Linked DNA regions of Homo sapiens: region 2 is linked to region 1. Evidence: chromatin loops called from intact Hi-C (ENCODE). Cell type or tissue: CD4-positive, alpha-beta T cell. All regions are shown on one strand. Region 1 overlaps MLLT3 (MLLT3 super elongation complex subunit). Region 2 overlaps MLLT3 (MLLT3 super elongation complex subunit).

Evidence for each region. A loop is a pair of places that touch in the nucleus more often than their neighbours do. Peaks named below come from ENCODE experiments on the same cell type or tissue, not always from the same donor. Only the 100,000 strongest peaks of a DNase experiment are listed, where the experiment ranks them.
Region 2: it touches region 1 in a loop (4-fold over the local background); 26 of 110 quality-filtered maps call a loop at or near these places.

Annotation. Positions count from the first base shown.
Region 1 is chr9:20,550,729-20,555,728 of GRCh38, reverse strand. All of the region lies in intron 2 of MLLT3 (MLLT3 super elongation complex subunit), which reads left to right. Among named protein-coding and RNA genes, the nearest start is that of MIR4474, 51 kb to the right of the region's middle. RefSeq lists an enhancer at 3,783-3,842. In CD4-positive, alpha-beta T cell, CTCF peaks have their summits at 2,466 and 2,666 (motif pointing left); no DNase peak of the experiment used is centred here.
Region 2 is chr9:20,602,215-20,607,214 of GRCh38, reverse strand. The region is part of intron 2 of MLLT3 (MLLT3 super elongation complex subunit); the gene reads left to right. Among named protein-coding and RNA genes, the nearest start is that of MLLT3, 18 kb to the left of the region's middle. RefSeq lists a silencer at 2,370-2,419. In CD4-positive, alpha-beta T cell, no CTCF peak of the experiment used is centred here; a DNase peak (open chromatin) is centred at 2,464.

The DNA of each region.
Region 1 (5,000 bases):
TCGTGGGCAGTGTGCCTAGTGAGATGAGGGGAGGGTGGTGGCTGAGAGGTATGCCCACTTTAGGAAGTGAGAGGCAGTTAGGAAAGAGAAGGGAAATTCTCAGGCATATTATTTTACAAGGAAGTTGAAGATGGAGAGATAGTTGTTTTCCTTTAGAGTTTTCATGTGCCCTAAATGTTATACATAGCCCGGTTTAAAGACCATCAGTGTAGAATGTAGTAGAGTAGTGAGATTTTAAGTTTTATGTTTTCTCAGCTTTATGGGTTCAAGAACTCAGTTGCAGCCTGGGTCTGGTGGCTCACGCCTGTAATCCTAGGACTTTGGGTGGGAGAACTGTTTGAACCCAGGAGTTCAAGACCACCCTGGGCAACATGGTGAGACGCTGTCTCTATTAAAAAAAAATAGAACTCAGTTTCAGCTCTAAAAATTTAGGTTGGAGGCTAATACTTACAGAGGAAACTGTGTTTTCAACCAAAATGCTATTTCCGGCATGAAAATAAACCAGAGAATCCAGTGTAAGATTAGGTTAAGATGATTTGTGGGGTCAGTTAGATGACCTTCAGGAGGAGTGCTATCTGAAGACTCGTCTGGCCACCCTGGGGAAGGGGATGATTGGGAGTGGCCACCACCATATGCTTTATCATATTTGTTTAGCTTCACGAAACACTTCTTAATTCGACACCAGCTGACTACTTGGTCTAGTTGTAGTTAATTAATTAGAAAGGAATAATTAAAATTAAGATTAAAATTATTGTTTCTTACAGACTTAAATTCTCTTTCCACCGTTCATTAGGCAGTTATTAATTTAGCCACTTCCGTTTGAGTATCTGCAAAGTAGTTAATTTAGTTTTTCAAAAGTAGTCATTTTTCACCCTCATTTTATTGGTTAACAAAATAATAAATTACTTAAGTACAAGAGCAAATGGTCAAGAACAAAAGCAAAAAGCCAGGTTTCGGAACAAACAAGATGCCTTGTACTAAGTATATTATGGGAGAGGTACTTAATAGCTATATACATTTGCTCTTTGGAGGGTGTCACCCATGTATTTTACAGAGGGAAAGTAGGTATCCTTGTCAGATTGAGAGGTAAGTGAAGTCAGTTAAAAGTTTAAAGTATATATAATCAGCTTTGTTTTGCTGAACTTTGTTTTATTGAGAGTTTTGTGCAATTTATAATATTGTTTCATTGATTTTCTTTCTTATTGCATCTTATATGGACTGTTGTAACATTCTGTGAGTATATTTTGTTCATGTCATCCATTTTTGGTGTTCAGTAATTTTAAAAATGAATTTTAAGTAGGGACAGGAGCTTGAATATGTAATTTGGTTTTATGTACCAGAAGATCCATCAGAAACTGAGTAGCCAAACTTGTAACAACCTGTATTGGTGCATATTCTGCCAGACTATGAATTTTCTTAAGTAATAGAGAACAGAGGTCTTTAAAAAATTGTGAACTGAGATTTTTTTAAAGGTGAAATGAAAGCAGTACTGTACAGGAAATTAAGTTTTTGGGTAAGGAAGTGGAATTGGTTTGATTGAAATTGTTAATGTCTCTTTAATGAGGGGTTATATGAAAAATGTTAGGCAGAAAGTGTGATCCAGTTAAAAATCCTAAATATGAAATTGATTCAGTTTGAACAAACAGTATTTGGAACTGAACAGAGAGGAAAAGGAAAATTCTTATGTGGAAGAAACTAGTCATTATCAAGGGTATGAAAAGCTGCTGGACCATTACAATTGATTTGCTTTTCTCTAAAGAGAAATACCTGACTCAGAGATTTGTGATTTTAGTATGTGAAGTTTTCCTCAAATTAGTATTTAGTATTCTGGGAACATTTTCTTTTGCCAGGAGGGTTGTGATTGTCTATTTTTGTGAATTGTAAATTAAAAAAAAAAAAGCTGTTTATTTTTTGTCTTGTACAGGCAAGGAAAGTTTCTAATGTAGTTATAAAAACTTAGTTACATATTCAAGCTCCTGTTGTTTCCTGTCTTCTAGATCTGTAAGATAAGAATGTCTAAAAGGTCAAGTAATTTGACCAGCCTTTTGGGGGAAGTCCAGTGAATAGTAGAATAATATTTAGAGATGAATTTTCTGTCATAGGCATGGGATAAACTCTATTTCAGTAGAAAGGCAAGATAATGAGCAGGATCTTATATAGACAAATCGTTCATTCCAAACATGCTGGCTCTAGGAGGTGTTCAGTGTGTTTGTTGAATGAGTGTTACAGATGAATTGAGGTCAGATGGAATTGAGGTCAGATTTCTCCATGAGTGGAGGGATTTTTTTTCTCTCATGTCCTGGGCACCTAACACCATGCCTGGCACATGCTTGTCAGCTGTCCTTTGTTGAATCTGCGAATAAATGTGAGGCCGACTCAACAACTATTACCTCCTTGTGGATATGCATATAAGCTCTTCTAGAGTATTTTGGGGGAAGAAATAACCAGAATGTCTGCCCTCTCTTCTTCCTTTGTGAAACTGTTTTCTACAGTTACATTTAGTGTCGAGAAATGAGGGCTTTTTTGTTTTGTTTTAAGTGGCTTTTAAAGTTGCTCCAAGATTCATGAGGTTAAAGTATAAAACTTTAATACTTTAGAAAAATAAGGACTTAATTCTGGATTCTGACCTCTGGTGGTGAAGAAGAAACACCTATTACTCATAATAAAAGATCAGATTCTCATATGTTCTGTAGTACTTTCTGGATGTCCAATGTAGGGAAAGTCTTAATTAGAAAAATACAAATTTTGTATGTGGTTTTGAATTTTCATGAGACAAAAATTTTATTTTTTTACCTTGCAACTTTTTGATAAGCATATAAAAAACATTTAGGTTGTACCTTTACAAGGCTCATTACTGAAAGTGGTTTTTTATTTGGGACCTTGCCTGATGAGAAAAAGTAGATTCTACGTGGGATTTTTATATGGTAATACTAGTCTTATATTTGACTTCTTAAACTTTCTATTAAAACTATTTCCTAAGTAAATCTAAGGTTTATTTGGATAACAGTTATATTGTTATCAAGAAAAACATGAATGTATTACTTGGGAGGAATGTCAAGGTAGATTATTTTGGGTCCTTAAAAATAAACTGCTTATCAGAAACTCAAAACTCGTCTTTATTATCACACCTATCACTGGGCTCATAGGTTCTGTTCTCGCCTCTTCTGCTCTCAAACCGTCTATTCTGCCCCAACAACAACAACAACGATAACAACAACAAACTGGGAAGGAGATGTTCTAGCAGCTAGAGTCTAGCTGCTAGTGGTGCCGCATGTGATGAGCTGATTCTGCTCACACGAGTGATGTCAGCCTTAATTAAAAAACAAAAACTTGAATTTTGGTGGCTGAGGAAATTAAAAGGGTAGATGGAACACTTGCTACCTTGCACCTGAACTCTACCTTGTATCTACTGGGTGGTCTTTTGCAAGTGACTTAACCTTATTTTTGGTGTGTGTTAAATAGGATTACGAATGCTTCCATTTCTAAAGTGTAAGAAGGCTCTGATGTGAGTGTAAAGTTCTTTGCAAACAAGACTCCAAGTAATAAAATCCTAAAAACATCTTTGCTACTGTTGCTCACTGTCCTCTGCCAATATGCTTCTGAGAATTGATCAGAGCTTTATAAAAGGAAAGTGGTTACAGTATGTCAGGAAGCAAAACCCGTGAGAAATAAGTAATCCATAAACTTTACAGTCATAAAGGGATCCGGGTGGGTGGATCTGATGACTTGGCAACTCAGAGAGGGAAGCAAGTGTAATTGTTGATTTTATCAGAGCAGGTTTGTGTATTTGTTTGTGCACGTAGGGGGATGGGGGTTGAATGAAGACTTAACAACATGAATTTCGTGAGGTTACAAAAGTCTACTGCTGCATAAATCGTAGGTAATATGTTCATGTCTATAGGGTGTAATGTTAATGTTCAATAAAAATTAATATCAAAGTCTGTCATAGATTTTATGTTTTGGGGCCTCCAGGTAAATGGTTTGTATCATCATTGGGAATTTATGGAAGTTGATTTAAGTATACAGTAGTTAGCACTCTATTAAATACTGAAGTCATGCACTGTGTCACCTTGATCAATGAGCAAGTTTTTTTTTCTTTTCTGATTCTGGAATTTCAGCACTTTCAGCTTTGAAGGTTGCCTTGGGTTTGTTTTTGAATTAAAAGTGTCACAGGAGAAAGGCTGATTGTTACATTCATGACCAATCAGAAGGGTCTGTAGGACTCAAAATGTTTGGTACATTCCTTAAATTAGAAGATATGCTTCTGGACTTTTCCCAGGGAAAGCAGGTCCATGTAATAATTTACCAAAAGGAAGTTGGGAAAATGAAACATCACCTTTTGTGAGAAAGAGGATGGGGTGGGGAGAGTGCTTTAAAGTGATCTTTGCTTTGTGGAATGCATTGGATTAAAGAGTCACAGAGGCCACAAAAAGCAGCTCAGTGAGTTATCAAATATAGGAGTACTTGAGAAATTAAACCAGGTATGTTATTATTCTTTCTTGGGGAGCCTAAAAATAAACTCAAGGATTGGGATTGTTCCTTTTACTTTCATATCTGCTGGCTGCTAAAGGCAATTGGAAATTTTAGCCAACATATTGACCTACTTGATTTTCACGATGAGTATTTTTTTCCTCAGCCGAATTGGCCATTTAAAGAAAACTTTGTGGCTGGGTGCTGTGGCCCACGCCTGTAATCCCAGTCTTTGGAAGGCTAAGGTGGGAGGATTACTTGAGGCCAGGAGTTTGAGACTAGCCTGGTTAATGTAGTGAGACCCCATTTCTACCAAGAAAAAAATGAAAAAAATTTAGCTGGGCATGATGGCACATGCCTGTAGTCCTAGCTACTTGGGAAGCTGAGGTGGGAGGATTGCTTGAGCCCAGGAGGTTGTAGTTATAGTGAGCTATGATCATGCCACTGCAGTCCAGCCTGGACAACAGAGTGAGACCCTGTCTCTTAAAAAACTAAATAAATAAAATAAATAAGACTTTGTAACATATTAA
Region 2 (5,000 bases), 51 kb before region 1:
ACCCCAGACACCAAGTTGAAGAGTGGAGAGTTTGAGCAATATGAAGACCTGGTTTGAGTATTGCAAAGAGATTCCAAATTGGCACCAAATTAAATAAAAATACTCATAAAATTTTGTTATAGGACAGACAAAACTATGGTAGATGACGATAGTGTACAAATGGCCCTTATTTGGAGCATATGGAGTGGGAGCATATTTTGCAGTGAAAGAGGAACCAGAGGACAAGGTGTTCTCTACTTGTAGACTTGTAAAGACCTCTGAGTTTTCTTTATGTTATTGTAGAAAGACATTATTTTTGCTTTGGTGTGCTTAAAACTAAAGGGCAAATGATCCAAAAGAATAATCTTGAAATTCAATAGCAAGAGAACTACTTGACATTGTGGGCTGGAGGCCAGCAAACGTGGGGCTTTCATTGAATGCGTGGGAAATGGGGCAGGCCTGGAATTTAAAGAGACAGGGTGCAGTACCCTAGAAAAGAAAAGCCCTCCTGTATGATTTGCTTACTTGGAGAAAAAAAATAGACTTAAAGTTTTCTCTAAAGGATCTTTATTGGATCAACTGTTTAAGGCATTGAAAGACACTGAGTGAATTTTTCCTAACTCCACCTCCCACACTCCCTAGCCATCTTCTCTTGTCTGAAATTGGTGCAGAGTAAAATTGTTTATAACAGAGCACAAGCAGCTTTTCAAATAAAAGTACTTTGTAGCCTGTTCAAATGGAGTATAATGTAATTCTCTCTGAAATTGAGCACTTATTACTTTGTTTATGTAGCTGTTTTAAAAGTACGGGTGGGTGAAGGGGGTACGGCAGGAACCTCTGCTTTAGAAATTACTGTTTTTTTCTGAGTTTTCCTCCCCCATCCACTCATGAATCCGCCTTCACCCCTCCCCCACCTCCTGCAATCCCTCAATAAAATAGTATTTAAAAGACTTGAATAACCAGTCCTATGTACCAGCTTCTTGCTGGAGGCAATAATGTTCTATTTTCAATGGGTGGTCTTGAATCTCCATGGGAGATTTTACAGGCAGTGGGCTCCAAGACCCACTAAGTGTATTATATGAACATAACCAGCTAAATTTCCCAGCCATAGAGAATACGCAGGGATAGTTTTACGTTATTGAATTCTCGTCATTAATTACTTGCAAACTAATTTATTTAATTTTATTTGAAGAAGTATGGTTTAAGTCCCTAAAGTGAAACATATTAACCCAGCATTTGGGAGTTACTTTTTAAAACCAGTAAGCCATTCATAAGTGTGTCAGTTTAGGAATATCCATTCGTGCACATACTTTAATTATTAAATGTTAAGTAATTTGTACTCCTTTACAAAACCAACACTTAGTAATTGTCTTCAAATGCTTAATAGTTGAAGTGAGATTTCTTCTACTTAAGATGGTATAAAATGATGATATAGGACTCATAATCAGAAAGTATGTTTGATATATTTATAATCAATTAGTATCTCTTACCTATGGCATATAGTATAAATGTTATACTAGCTTAAAATCTGACTAAAATTGTTCTGGCCCAAACCTTTGTGGAAGTAAACATGATTGGAATTATGTTAAATACTGGATTAAAATTGTTCTTTAGGCGAATTACTTGAGTAAGACAATATAGTTACATATGCATCATAAATATTGAAATGGGGAATGTTGTGTCATATCTATTCCCACATAACTTAGTTTGAAATTATTTTGGAGCTTCTTTCTAGTATGAACCCGTGGTTATTAACTAGACTAATAAGCATAACTTTGTTGGGTCACTTATTTAAATTACTTTGTTTCCGTTATTCACATTCTTCAGACACTTGATTTATAAATAAATAAATATTTATAAGTCCCAATTAGCTAGATGTCTGAAATACCTGTTTTCCACAGGGTAAGTAGAAAAGAATGTAGGAATAGGTATCTCAGATACATTGATAGTAACCAGATGATGATATGTAATGAGAGAGCTATTTTTGGTTTATTTTGAACAGTGTAAGTAGTTTTTGGTAGGAAATTGTAATCCTTGAGGAATTGAGTTTGTTTCTTTTATAAAAATCATTATACAGTTGTTTTAGGTCTTCTATAAAATGGTATAAATCCTGCAGTTTTCTTCACTGAAAGAATCAAACATCTATGGCTCAACAGTTTACAGCAATGACTAACCATTTGCCTTTTATTTTTTAGCTTAATATGTTCTTGAATAGCTAAAAAGTTTTCCAGTAGTTTTTATAAGTGAGTTTAAAGAAGTGATAGCCATCTGAAGTTTTATCTTGTGTAGCCAGTATTTAAAAGTTATTAAGATTATCTACACAGAAAAAAGATACAACTTACTTCTGGCCATATATGTGAATAAAAGTTTAACATTGTTAAAAATTAGCTTGTCAAGTAAACGTACTGACTGAGGCATAATTTTGTTTTCGTTATCCATTCCGTTGGCTGAAAATGAAATAGAAACGATCTGGTTACTAAAGACCAGTGCTGCATTGGATCACTTCCTTGAGCTTTTGCTATGATCGTTAAAGGCAAAGTTAGACAGCTGCTGTAGGTTTTGCCAGTGGCCTCACAAAATAAATTGTTTAACCCTATTAGTTTCAAACACTATCATTTCTACTTTGCAGATATGCTAGCTGTGTTTTATATGAATCTATATGACTATGATTTGAATTTCTGATTTACAGGAAGGTAGTATAGCAGAAAATGAGTAATTTTAACATGATTATATTTTCATGTCTTGGAATATAACAAATCTCAACATTTTTGCTTATATTGGGACAGATTTAAAAACTTCAGCTTAGACTGTTTAAAGTTAGACTTTGTTTTTTGTATCTGAAGACTTTTAGAAAACTGTGAAAATTGAGTTTGACTTATAATCCTTGATAATTGGATATTTAAATGTCATTTTTAGGCTTGAAGTTCAGAGGAAATACTAACTCATTGACTTTAAAATCTCATCTTGGATAAGTGTAGAGTTAGAATAATACCATGTACTCCTGGAATTGATGTCATAATGTTAAAAATCCCAACAAAATTTCAACAATGTTGGGTCCTTCTGTATAATGTGTTTGCGTTATTGCTATAGATTTAAAGGGCAGGGAAATACTTTATTGTTAAGTCTTAAGAGGGCAAGATTTTGAAACCCACTGCTACGTGATTAAATCAGTGTGTTTGCCCTGAGGCTTCAGCCATTCAATCTGAATTCATAGCCTGAAATTTTGGATACCTTCTGTGTTTGAAAATAATACTTCTTAAACAATTTTAAGACTGCCTTTGCCTATTCACATGAAAACTATTGAGGCAAATTACCAGGGTTAAGATTTTCATGTAATCAAGACTCTCAAGATAAATTTCAGTATTTTAAAGAGAAAGTTCACAGCCACTGTACATAAAATTTTAGTGGGCTTTTCATTAATCTAAAATAACTGGTCTATAAGTACTTTATCAGTGAAAACTGCTCAGCATGTAAAACGAGGAGTAGAAGAGCACAAAGGCTTCCTGCAAATTAAGGGCACAATGAGTACTAACGGACTTTCCAGCCATCTCCAGCTGTGAGATTATTATAGTTTTTGCAAACCCTTTTCTCTCAAAACTAAATCAAGAATGGTAGAGTCCTGATAAAAAGAAGTGTAGAAAAGCCTAACTAATCCTTAGATGAGTTACTTCAAACGTGCCAAAATAGAATAAAATCAGTTAATAGCATAGATTAAGGGTTACTTTTAATGCATTTTTATCACTCACATTGAGAATTTTGTTGTATGTTAATGCATTTGGCCTTAGTTAACAAAATTCAGAGGAAAAAACATAATGAAATTTGAGAGATTACATAATCACATTATTTTGAGGAAATTTAGTACTAAGTTGCGGGTGCCAGATTTGACCTAAGAGGTAAAAGTGGTGTTCTTGAGATCAGAGCTGAAACAGGTGGCTCTAAGTTTTCTGGTTATAAATAGAAGGCTAACCTATATACTTATAAGAGTTGGCTTATTATATAGATTTTGAAAAACAATGTGGCTATATGTCTTTGGATAAATATGTCCAAGTGGTTTCTTGGATAAGATTATAGAAGACTGCCAAAATCAGATCTGGATTAATGTTTCAAAAGTGCTTGATTCTTGCTAATGGTAAAGAGAAAGTGAGAAGGAGAAATTAGAGGCAGATTTTAGGTGCAAAGGTAGTCTTTATTTTATGTATATATCTAAAAATGATCTTTCATATATAGAGGGAGACTATATCATATCTACTTTTAATTCAGAGCCACATGTTAGCCAACTACTGAATTTGTGGAATTATGGCATATTATGATAAAGCTGCCAAAAATACTGGGTTAAGGAAAAATTGATTTGGCATGATGCCATTGGCAGGAGGAATTAAAAAGTGACATGTCTTTCTCTTTTTAGGTGGAGATAAATAAATATATGTGTGCATATGCTGTGTGTGTGTGTGTGTGTGTGTGTGTGTGTGTGTGTATCAAACTTAATAAAACATTGTTACAAGAGCCTGGCAGTAGGAGATTTGATAATCATGTTACATTTGCCACTCCTCCAAGATGCCAAATTCTAAGTGTCTCTATGAGGACTTAACATTTACTTCCTTGTAATAAATGTATTGCTTTTGCAGTGGGATAACAGGAAATAGTTTGACTGTCACTCCTGAGCACATGCGTGTACTATATGGGTTAGGTGTTTGTGTGTCTATGTGCCCATCCCACATATCCCATATACAAATGTAGATTTTTTTATAAGCCATGTGAGAGTAAAGTTCTGTTAATTTATAGTCAAAACATATAATTTGCCCATACATACAATTCCTTTATTGAAATTCTGACCACATTTAACCTTATTGAAAGCTTCTAGCTTGAATGAGTTTTGCTACATTGAATAAATACTATGCTGTATAGTTATTTATGTGCTTAAGAAGCTGAACTTTCATTCCATCCCAGTAAGTTCCCATGGGATAAGTTATTTTAGTAAATCAGAAAATTTCTCTGAAAGCAAAGTAATTCTTAATTTTTGG